Regions from separate parts of the Homo sapiens genome. Here region 2 is linked to region 1. Evidence: chromatin contacts called from ENCODE Hi-C or POLR2A ChIA-PET data. All regions are on one chromosome and are shown on one strand. Each heading gives the region's core, a stretch centred on a gene start or an enhancer-like site at or near the end of the contact. The rest is flanking DNA. Distances are from core to core; before and after follow the strand shown.

Region 1 (4,852 bases), core at 185-2,684:
TTTTTTTTTTTTTTTTTTTTTTTTGAGACGGAGTCTCGCTCTGTCACCCAGGCTGGAGTGCAGTGGCGCCTTCTCGGCTCATTGCAACCTCTGCCTCCCGGGTCCAAGAGATTCTCCTGCCTCGGCCTCCTGAGTAGCTGGGATCACAGGCACACGCCACCACCCCTGGCAAATTTTTGTATTTTTAGTAGAGATGGAATTTCGCCATGTTGGCCAGGCTCCTGACTTCAAATGATCTGCCCGCCTCAGCCTCCCAAAGTGCTGGGATTACAGGCTTGAGCCACCGTGCCCAGCCACCCCCTATTTTCTTCTAATTTTCTTTTTATAGTTGAGATAGGGTCTTGCTCTGTCGCCCAGGCTGGGGTGCAGTGGTGCAGTCATAGCTCACTGCAGCCTCGATTTTCCAGGCTCAAGCAATACTCCCACTTCAGCCTCCCAAGTAGCGTGACTACAGGTGCACGCCACCACGCCGGGCTTATTTTGTTTTATTTTTTGTAGAGATGGGGTTTCGCCATGTTGCCCAGGCTGGTCTCGAACTCCCGGGCTCAAGCGATCCACCCTTCCTTCCCGGCCTCCCTAAGTGCTGGGATTACAGGCGTGGGCCACCGCGCCCGGCTGAATCAGGATTTTAAATATTCACTCTGCTTTTCTAGTCCTGTGGGAGATATGGTCTTCTCCGTAAAATTTCTCCCTCAGTCCTGGGTGATTTATTTCTTTTGCATTGAAGTGTGTGGCTTTTCGTGTGTTAGCAGTTTGTAATTTGTCGGGTAAAAGGAAAACTAGTAGGGCCTTCTGGAACTTAGTTATCTGTCTTTCTAGGACTTTTAGGTAATACCTTATAACCTTAACAAAGTTTCCTTATTTTATACGGACTTGTAAGTCAACAAATACTTCTACAGTGCCTATTGTGTACAAAGAATGAGGATTGCACTTTCACAATGAAATGAGGGAGGACAGGGGCCGATCTCTCAGATATTTGACTGATAAACCAGTACCTTTTCTAGTATATGCGACCATAGGGGAAATTCTCTCTAGGCTAGATAAACGGAGGAGTTTATTTAGTGTTTTAGCAAGCTTTATCGCCTCCATAGGTACAAATTATTTGCATTTTCTAGAGCAAGGGATAAGACGCGCCCTGGAATCTTTCCTTTTTGATGTGGATTTTCCAATTAGGAAAGGCTGCCCGTGAATAGTCTTTTCTGCTTGAGTGATGGCCAACACACTGGCAGGTTTGCAAGCTTTCTCTTCATGAGGGTCCGTCCACAGAGCTAGGTGACAAACGCTCAGTCCAGGATCTCTGCAGGTTCCTACACGGGAGCCGGAGAGCGCCTGCGCGTCGGAGCCTCTTTGTTGCTGGGGCGCTGGGGTCCAGCTGCGCGTGCGCAGTAGGCCGGCACCGACAAGTGCGCTGCACCAGTGGCACCGGCTGGGGGCGAGCCGACCTCGAGCAGCCGCCGCCGCCGCCGTCGTTGCTACTGCCGCAGCGGAGTTCAGAGGGCCCGGAGGTGGGAGACTTCCCACACGGTGACTGAGATGTCGTCCACTGCGGCTTTTTACCTTCTCTCTACGCTAGGAGGATACTTGGTGACCTCATTCTTGTTGCTTAAATACCCGACCTTGCTGCACCAGAGAAAGAAGCAGCGATTCCTCAGTAAACACATCTCTCACCGCGGAGGTGAGAGGGGTCCCCAGAACCCGATGACGGAGGTGGGGGAGGCTGAGGGTCCTTTGCGGCTCCGCAAAAGGCAGCCGGGTGCCAATCCCTGAGAGTTTGAGGAAGAATGGGGTTGTGTGAATTGAGGGCTCTTCCGGAGGTGAAGGCTGTGTGAAGGGAAGGTCTCCTGAGGGGAGGGAAGGAGAGGGATTCCCGGTCAGAGCCACGGCGGGGGTCTCTCGAGGGCAGCAGTGTGAGGGGTTCTCTGAAACGGGAAAGACACGGTCGAGAATGAAGGGTAGGTGGAGCGTTTCTCGGCGGATGGAAGGATGATCGCAAGGTCCCTTCCTAGCAGCAAGACACAAAGGGGGAGCGCCGTGCAGAACCGAGGGTACCCCGCGGGGGGCACCGGGAGCACACTGCTCCGAGCGAGCTAGTGGCTGAGTGGATGGGAAGAGCCGAGGCGACGAGGAGGGCTGGGGATTTGCATGAAGCTGGACGAGCTGTAACCCCTTGTCTGCGGTGCTGGGGGCCCGTCCCACCCCCACGTTCCGAGCACTCATAATTGAGAAGAGAGGGAAACCGAGTCCCCCGAGCCAGGGACATTTCCCAAGGTCACAATTAGAGCTAGGGCTGAACTGAGACAGGAGCTACAGCGTCCTGGTCCTCAGGGCTGGAAACCTTGCATCTTTTTTTTTTTTTTTTTGAACACTGCAATAAATAAATAAATAAATAAATAAATAAATAAACACGCAAAGACACGTGGATTTTCAACAGACTAAAAATGATTTCGTTTAGGACAGGACAGTATTGTTTAAAGAAAACAAAAATAAGTTTCTTTTGGAAAAGTGTTTTGCTAAAAGGAGCCCAGGTAGTCCACCCTCTAATTTCCCAGATAACAGGCCAAATCTTTGCTTCTTCATTATTGTGTAATAATGTGTCTTCATTGCATTTCAACTATGATGTATAAAGTGCGGTGAAATTGGATTATTTTCAATCAATTTTAACTGTTCTTTAAGGCTGAATCTTAAACCGGTTTAAAATTTGCTTGAAATTTAATACACACTTGAAATGATAATTTCTAGGAGTTTACAGTCTAAAACTTGGTGTAGTACCATAATCACTTTACTAACAAGTATTGGCCAAGGAAAAAGGTTTTGAAATATAAATACGGAAGTACATTATCATTCTTCTATATAATTTTATTAGTTAAGCATAGTTCTAATGAGTGACTTCAATAGTATTCTAGCCTTCCCACTCATGAAAAGCCTCAGAGGTTTTAAAGGGTGGTCAGCCAAATGCCTTGTTATTGTTTATTTGGGTTATCTGTTTTAATAGCTACCTGGTTAAACTGTAGGATGACATTTAACTACTAAGGTGCCTTCAACCATTGGAACCAGGGACCGACTTTTAGTATTCAAGTTGCTGTCACAGAAGCAATTTTCTTTTTTCTTTTTGTGTTTTTGTTTGTTTGTTTTTTTGTTTGTTTGTTTTGAGATGGAGTCTCGGTCTGTCACCCAGGCTGAAGTGCAGTGGCGCGATCTCGGCTCACTGCAAGCTCCTCCTCCCGGGTTCACGCCATTCTCCTGCCTCAGCCTCCCGAGTAGCTGGGACTACAGGCGCCCGCCACCACACCCAGTTAATTTTTTTTATTTTTAGTAGAGACGGGGTTTCACTGTCTGAGCCAGGATGGTCTCGATTTCCTGACCTCGTGATCCGCCCATCTCGGCCTCCCAAAGTGCTGGAATTACAGGCGTGAGCCACAGTGCCCAGCCTTTTTTTTTTTTTTTTTTTTTTTTTTGAGACAGAGTTTCCCTCTTGTCGCCCGGGCTACAGTGTAGTGGTGCCATCTTGGCTCACTGCAGCCTCTGCCTCCTGTGTTCAAGCGATTCTCCTGCCTCAGCCTCCCGAGTAGCTGGGATTACAGGCTCCCGCCACCACGCACAGCTAATTTTTGTATTTTTAGTGGAGACGAGGTTTCACCATGTTGGCCAGGCTGATCTCAAACTCCTGACCTCAGGTGATCCACCCGCCTTAGCCTCCCAAAGTGTTGGGATTACAGGCGTGAGACACTGCACCCTGCCAGAGGCAATTTTCAATGATAGTAGTCCTATTCTGGGGATAGGCAGTACACATTACTTTTTTGTTTGTTGTTTACCGATTTACAAAAAGTATGCTTACTAAAAACTCCAAAACAAAACAAAACCAGATCCTCTAAAAAGCTATCTAAACTGTCATTGTGAATGATCAAAATTTTATTTTAGAAGAAATACTTGTCGATCTTTGAAATTTTGCAACACTCTGCAGGTGAAAAAACCCAGCACTCCATAGGCGTTAAAGACTGTGTGCTAGATTATCACAACAAGTATCAAAGCCAGGATAAGCTAGACCTCAAATTTTCGTTTACTGTTGAAAATACTTTAAAACTATTTTCTTCCTAGATATTAGGTCATTTCAATATTACCTCTTATATAAAAATTTCCATTCATTATTTGTAAATGCGGCATCAGTATTTATATATTTAAAGATGTAATGGAACTTTTTGTGATAATCTTATTAAATATCTGCAGACTCAAAATCTGTTTTACCTATATAATGGTCCTATAAACACTGTGGTAAGTTCCCATGTCAGTGCTTCATATGCTTTTGTTGAATATGTACACTCAATACTCCAGTTGAATCCAGAGTGATAGAGGAGATAAAACACTTTGTAATTCAAGATACTACGTCTCTGGAAAATAAGAGACAATGTAACTAGGAAGGAATCACTCCATTGATTGCCTTTAATTTTTGTCTTCGACACGGATAATAGCAATCACTGGTCTCTCTGTGCAATTTGGGCTTATTCTCTACTGCCATAACTGCAAATACCTGATATTTACTTATTTTTCCCTATAAGTAAGGAAACAGTGATATTTCTTGTAAATTAGATATGTGACCATTGAAACATTAATCATGTTATGTGTATAAAGTATATGCAACTGAATTGACATAACCTAAAACTTGAATATCTACTCTATTTCTAGAATATTATGTCTACTGCAAAAACACATGTCTGTAATCCCAGCTATTCAAGAGGCCGAGGCAGGAGAATCACTTGAACCTGGGAGGCGGAGGTTGCAGTGAGCCGAGATGGTGCCACTGCACTCCAGCTCAGGCGACAGTGCGAGACTCCGTCAGGGCACTCCGAGGGGTTGA
Region 2 (4,263 bases), core at 29-2,528, 530 kb after region 1:
AACAAAAACAGGAACTTTGGTACTTGATTATGAGAAATGTATTCTGGACATGCTCCTTATATGCATGTACATTATGATTCATCAAGTTACAAGACAAAAAGATGATTAAAGAACCATTTGTAAACTGTATGTAACATTAAGGATTTATAAAGCCTGTTCTTAATAGCAAAGGAGTCCATGGGCTACAATTTACTCTCCTATATAATGTGATGTATGTACAATTTTTGACACTAGGTGGAGCAGTTTCCTGGCAAAAGACTTCACAAAGCCCCATATCCCTTTCAGTTAAGCCCAGCTTCTAGACAAAGAACTGTAAAGAGAAGAAAAACGATCGACAATCATTTTATAATTTAAAAACATACCCAAATATTTAGCTATAAGTAGAAGGCTGAATATATTTTACAATTTTTCTGTTTGCCATATATTTTAACCATTGGATTTTCTCATGTTTAAAGTGTTAGTTTTACTTTCTAGAAGCAGTTTGGAAGTAGAAAAGTTGGGAACTATTCAGTTACATTGTAGAATAGATCAGGTTTTATTAGAAGCTGTAACATCAAGGTGTTATCCTTTGAATGATATCTGTGAGCCATTTTGTTTCATATGACCATTTTTATAGAAAAAAAGTACTTTTTGTTATAAATTAGATACAAAGAAAATTGTGAGATACGTGCCCCTGTGTAAGATTCAGAGCCTGTTTCTGCTTTAAAGTTTGGGATTATTTCATTATTAAAATATGTGTTAAAAATTGTACATTTACCCTGAAGTACAGGTCAATTGATGACTAAAAAGAAAACAAAAAAAATTATACATTTAAAAAATCTGACATCTTAATTGCTTTTTCATATTTATGACCTCCTCTGTATATGGCACCCTAAGGAGGAAGTACTGTATAGTATTCTGCACTTTTTAAAAGCTGTTTTTTCCTTAGTATAGACATTTCTGATACTTTTTGACTCTTGGCTATTGCTAAAAGTAAATATTATTTGGAAAACTGCATTCATATGGGTTGAAATAAAATAGTGAAATAGTTTCAGTAAGTGAAATATTGTAGTAGTTAATACCATAAAGTGGAATCATTCTTTTTTTAAAAAATTGTTAGCCAGCTTCTTCCCTATCAATTCAGCTTGACTTCTGACTATTGCTTTATTGCTCATTTGTCTATCCTCCTTTTAAGACAAAAAAGAAATTACCAAAAGTTAAGGCTGTGGTGTGACTTGATACCAGATGCTTATAACTATGGCTATAAGCATGCAGTGACTCAGTGCTGTTTCAGGAAGACCAACAGACCCTTCTTAGAAAAAAATCTATTTGCCTTTTGTTTGATGAAGGCATGAAAGCTCTTCTCCCTGTCTTTCCCTAAGGAATGACTCATATATTAACTCTGCTGAGCATCACCACATCAAAAGAAGAAACCAAGGTCTTCAGGACATCAGGCTGGGTTTTTGCCAAGGAAAAGGGGTATGCACAGACTGGGTAACTTCCTGCCCTTAAGTTTATTAATGTATGCTTAAATGAAAGCCAAGAAAATTTAGTTTAGCTTAAATTTGTTGTTGAGCATACATTTTAAACAATTTATACTAGCCCCCCCCGCCCTTTTTTAACAGCTCTCATAAATATGTAGTTCATTTCTCTTGAATACTTAAGTCAACTGTATGATCAAAAGTTGCTTGGGTCTAGAGAACAAAGGTGAAACATGCCTTCTTTTTCTTTTTCTTTTTCTTTTTTTTTTAGACGGAGACTCACTCTGTCTCCCAGGCTGGAGTGCAATGGCGCGATCTTGGCTCACGGCAAACTCCATCTCCCACGTTCAAGCGATTCTCCTGCCTCACCCTCCCGAATAGTTGGGACTACAAGCATGCGCCACCACACCCGGCTAATTTTTTGTATTTTTAGTAGAGACAGGAGTTTCACAATGTTGGCCAGGCTGGTCTCGAACTCCTGACCTCAAGTGATCTGCCCGCCTCAGCCTCCCAAACTGCTGGGATTACAGGCGTGAGCCACCACACCTGGCCAAACATGCCTTTTAATATGGATTAATTCAATATAATAAAAATAGCTTCAAAGACAGTACCTTATAACTTGGAGCATGAACTAATACTATAGAGTTCATATTTCTTTTGTTTTGGCCAGCAATTTTATATTTGCACTTTTATAGTATAATCTCATATTTCTACCCTGTGACCTAGGTAACAAGCATTATTAGGCTTTTTGTTAAACAAAGGAAGAGATAGAAGTTACCAACAGTAATTTACCAACAGATTTAGAAAACTGAAATCCACATTAATGCATGCCCCGGTTACTGCTTTTTGACAGTTTGTTTCTTTGTTTTTTGTTTTGGTTTTTGGTTTTTTTTTTTTTTGAGACAGGGTCTTGCTCTGTCGCTCAGGCTGGAGTGCAGTGGCATGATCATAGCTCACTGCAACCTTGAACTCCTGGGCTCGAGTGGTCCTCCCATCTCAGCCTCCCAAGTAGCTGGGACTACAGGCATATGCCACCACACTGGGCTAATATTTTTTCTTAGTAGAGACGGAATCTCACTGTGTTGTCCGAGCTAGTCTCGAACTCCTGGGCTCAAGTGATCCTGCTGCCTCGGCCTCTCAAAGTGTTAGGATTTCAAGCATGAGACACTGTTCCCAGCCTGTACTGCATTTTGTAGAGACCAGAGGCATAACTTGGGACCTTCTTCACAAAAAGAATATAAACACTGGTTAAACTTGTCAGTGCCCATTGGGAATCGATATTTTACACTCTAGCCTTCTAGAATTATTTGCTGTAGACCATAACCTTGTTTTCTGACTCTAATGAGAAAAACAATGATTAAAAAAATTCTGAAGAGAATTCCTGTGTTTGCAAAAGGGTTTCTGAAGTCCCCTGAAAGAAAACAAAGGTTTTGCAAGTCATACAAACAACCATTTTTCATCTTTTTTTGTTTATTTATCACCCAGATATTCCTAATGAATCACATTCCAGACTAACCACTGACTGCTTTTGTTCCTTAGTGAAGAAGTATGGCAAATAAATGTTTTCCCAGTGAATCAGCACAGGATTCTTGATTTTATTACCTTTGCCCTAAACTTTCCAGACAAAACTAATTGGAAATTTTGCCTTTGGGATCTCACTTGACTTCTGTGTATAGATGATGGATTAGGCTATGAATTGACATTACAGATGTTGTCCAAACAACTCCAGTCTTTAGGAATGTTTTATCAGTTCTGAGGGAGCCGTCTAGAGTGGAAGAATGTCTGTCTGTCTGTTTTGTCTGCTTGCCTTCCTTAAAAATACTCATACACACACAACACACATTCTGCACTCTTAATGTGATGTTGTAGTCTTCATCTCGGTTGATAAGTATACTTGCCTGAATTAGGCTAATAATTAATATGAACATTTTAGGTCTTTCGTTTTTAAAAGATATCTCTGTAAGACAGGACCCTAAAGTAAACCCAACAGTATTCTGTCTCTGGTCTTTTGGATGGTATACTGTTTTTCTTGATGAAACATAGACATGAGTATAACCTTTTCAGTCCTTTAAATGCTACAAAGTGTGTGAAGAAGGTACAATTATAGTAAATCATGAGCCGCTGTAGTATAAATCCAGAAAACTTGAAAAGTTCAAAATCCAGAAAATGTTTTACTTAATATTAAGCAGCAGTGTACATACTGATTTATCATTTTACTAATATGATTTTTTCACAAATTCAAGTATGAATATATTCACCCCTTTCTTACTATGACCCTAATTAGTGTTTGTGGCACAAGGATTTCTTTCTCTGGGCTTAACATAGATACTATATTATTATCAGAAAACTACTTAAAACTCTTCACTACCAGATTAGGATGGAGATAGATAGATAGATAGATAGATAGATAGATAGATAGATAGATAGATAGATAGATGTGGTTTTGTATAATTTTACCCTTCTAGGACAATTTTTTTTGAATTCTAAGTTTCTCTTAATTAGAAGAACTAGTAGTGTATTGTTATTCTTAAAGCTAGAGTAAAAATTGATTACATAGAATTAGTTTGGTTTTTTTCTAATCACTAAAACTTTTCTAATCACTAAAACTCATGAAAGAATGTAAATCATGGAAATGTAACTTTTTAAACTTATGTAAAAAGAGTTTTTAAAAGATAAAATATCTTTTTCCACAGACAAGTACCTACATCTGCTCTTACTAGAAATCTTACCCTTTCATCTAAGTATAGTTTGCTCTCACCCAGACATACTCCTGCCTGGCCAAGCACTACATCTTTTATCCTGG

What was found. Hi-C counts contacts between places; a loop is a spot of excess contacts on that map. ChIA-PET counts read pairs that join two places held with the same protein, here RNA polymerase II (POLR2A). Pooled maps may share reads with other maps.
Region 2: a loop to region 1 is called in a pooled map, with 2.2 times the contacts of the local background. The contact joins the enhancer-like site here to the promoter of GDPD1 in region 1. A Hi-C loop is called at or near these places in 1 of 37 single-sample maps with no recorded cell type and 1 of 50 pooled maps. POLR2A ChIA-PET finds 5 or more read pairs at or near these places in 2 of 52 experiments (AG04450 and GM12878).

Annotation. Positions count from the first base shown.
Region 1 is chr17:59,219,077-59,223,928 of GRCh38, forward strand. GDPD1 (glycerophosphodiester phosphodiesterase domain containing 1) reads left to right here and starts at 1,435. Exons shown (of 10, transcript NM_182569.4): 1 at 1,435-1,675. The coding sequence starts at 1,534. RefSeq lists an enhancer at 1,461-2,011.
Region 2 is chr17:59,753,398-59,757,660 of GRCh38, forward strand. All of the region lies in intron 5 of VMP1 (vacuole membrane protein 1), which reads left to right. Among named protein-coding and RNA genes, the nearest start is that of VMP1, 48 kb to the left of the region's middle. RefSeq lists enhancers at 813-2,012, 856-1,698. Within about 2 kb of position 1,279, at least 10 of the 41 ENCODE cell types and tissues checked have a DNase peak (open chromatin) inside an H3K27ac peak, as active enhancers do.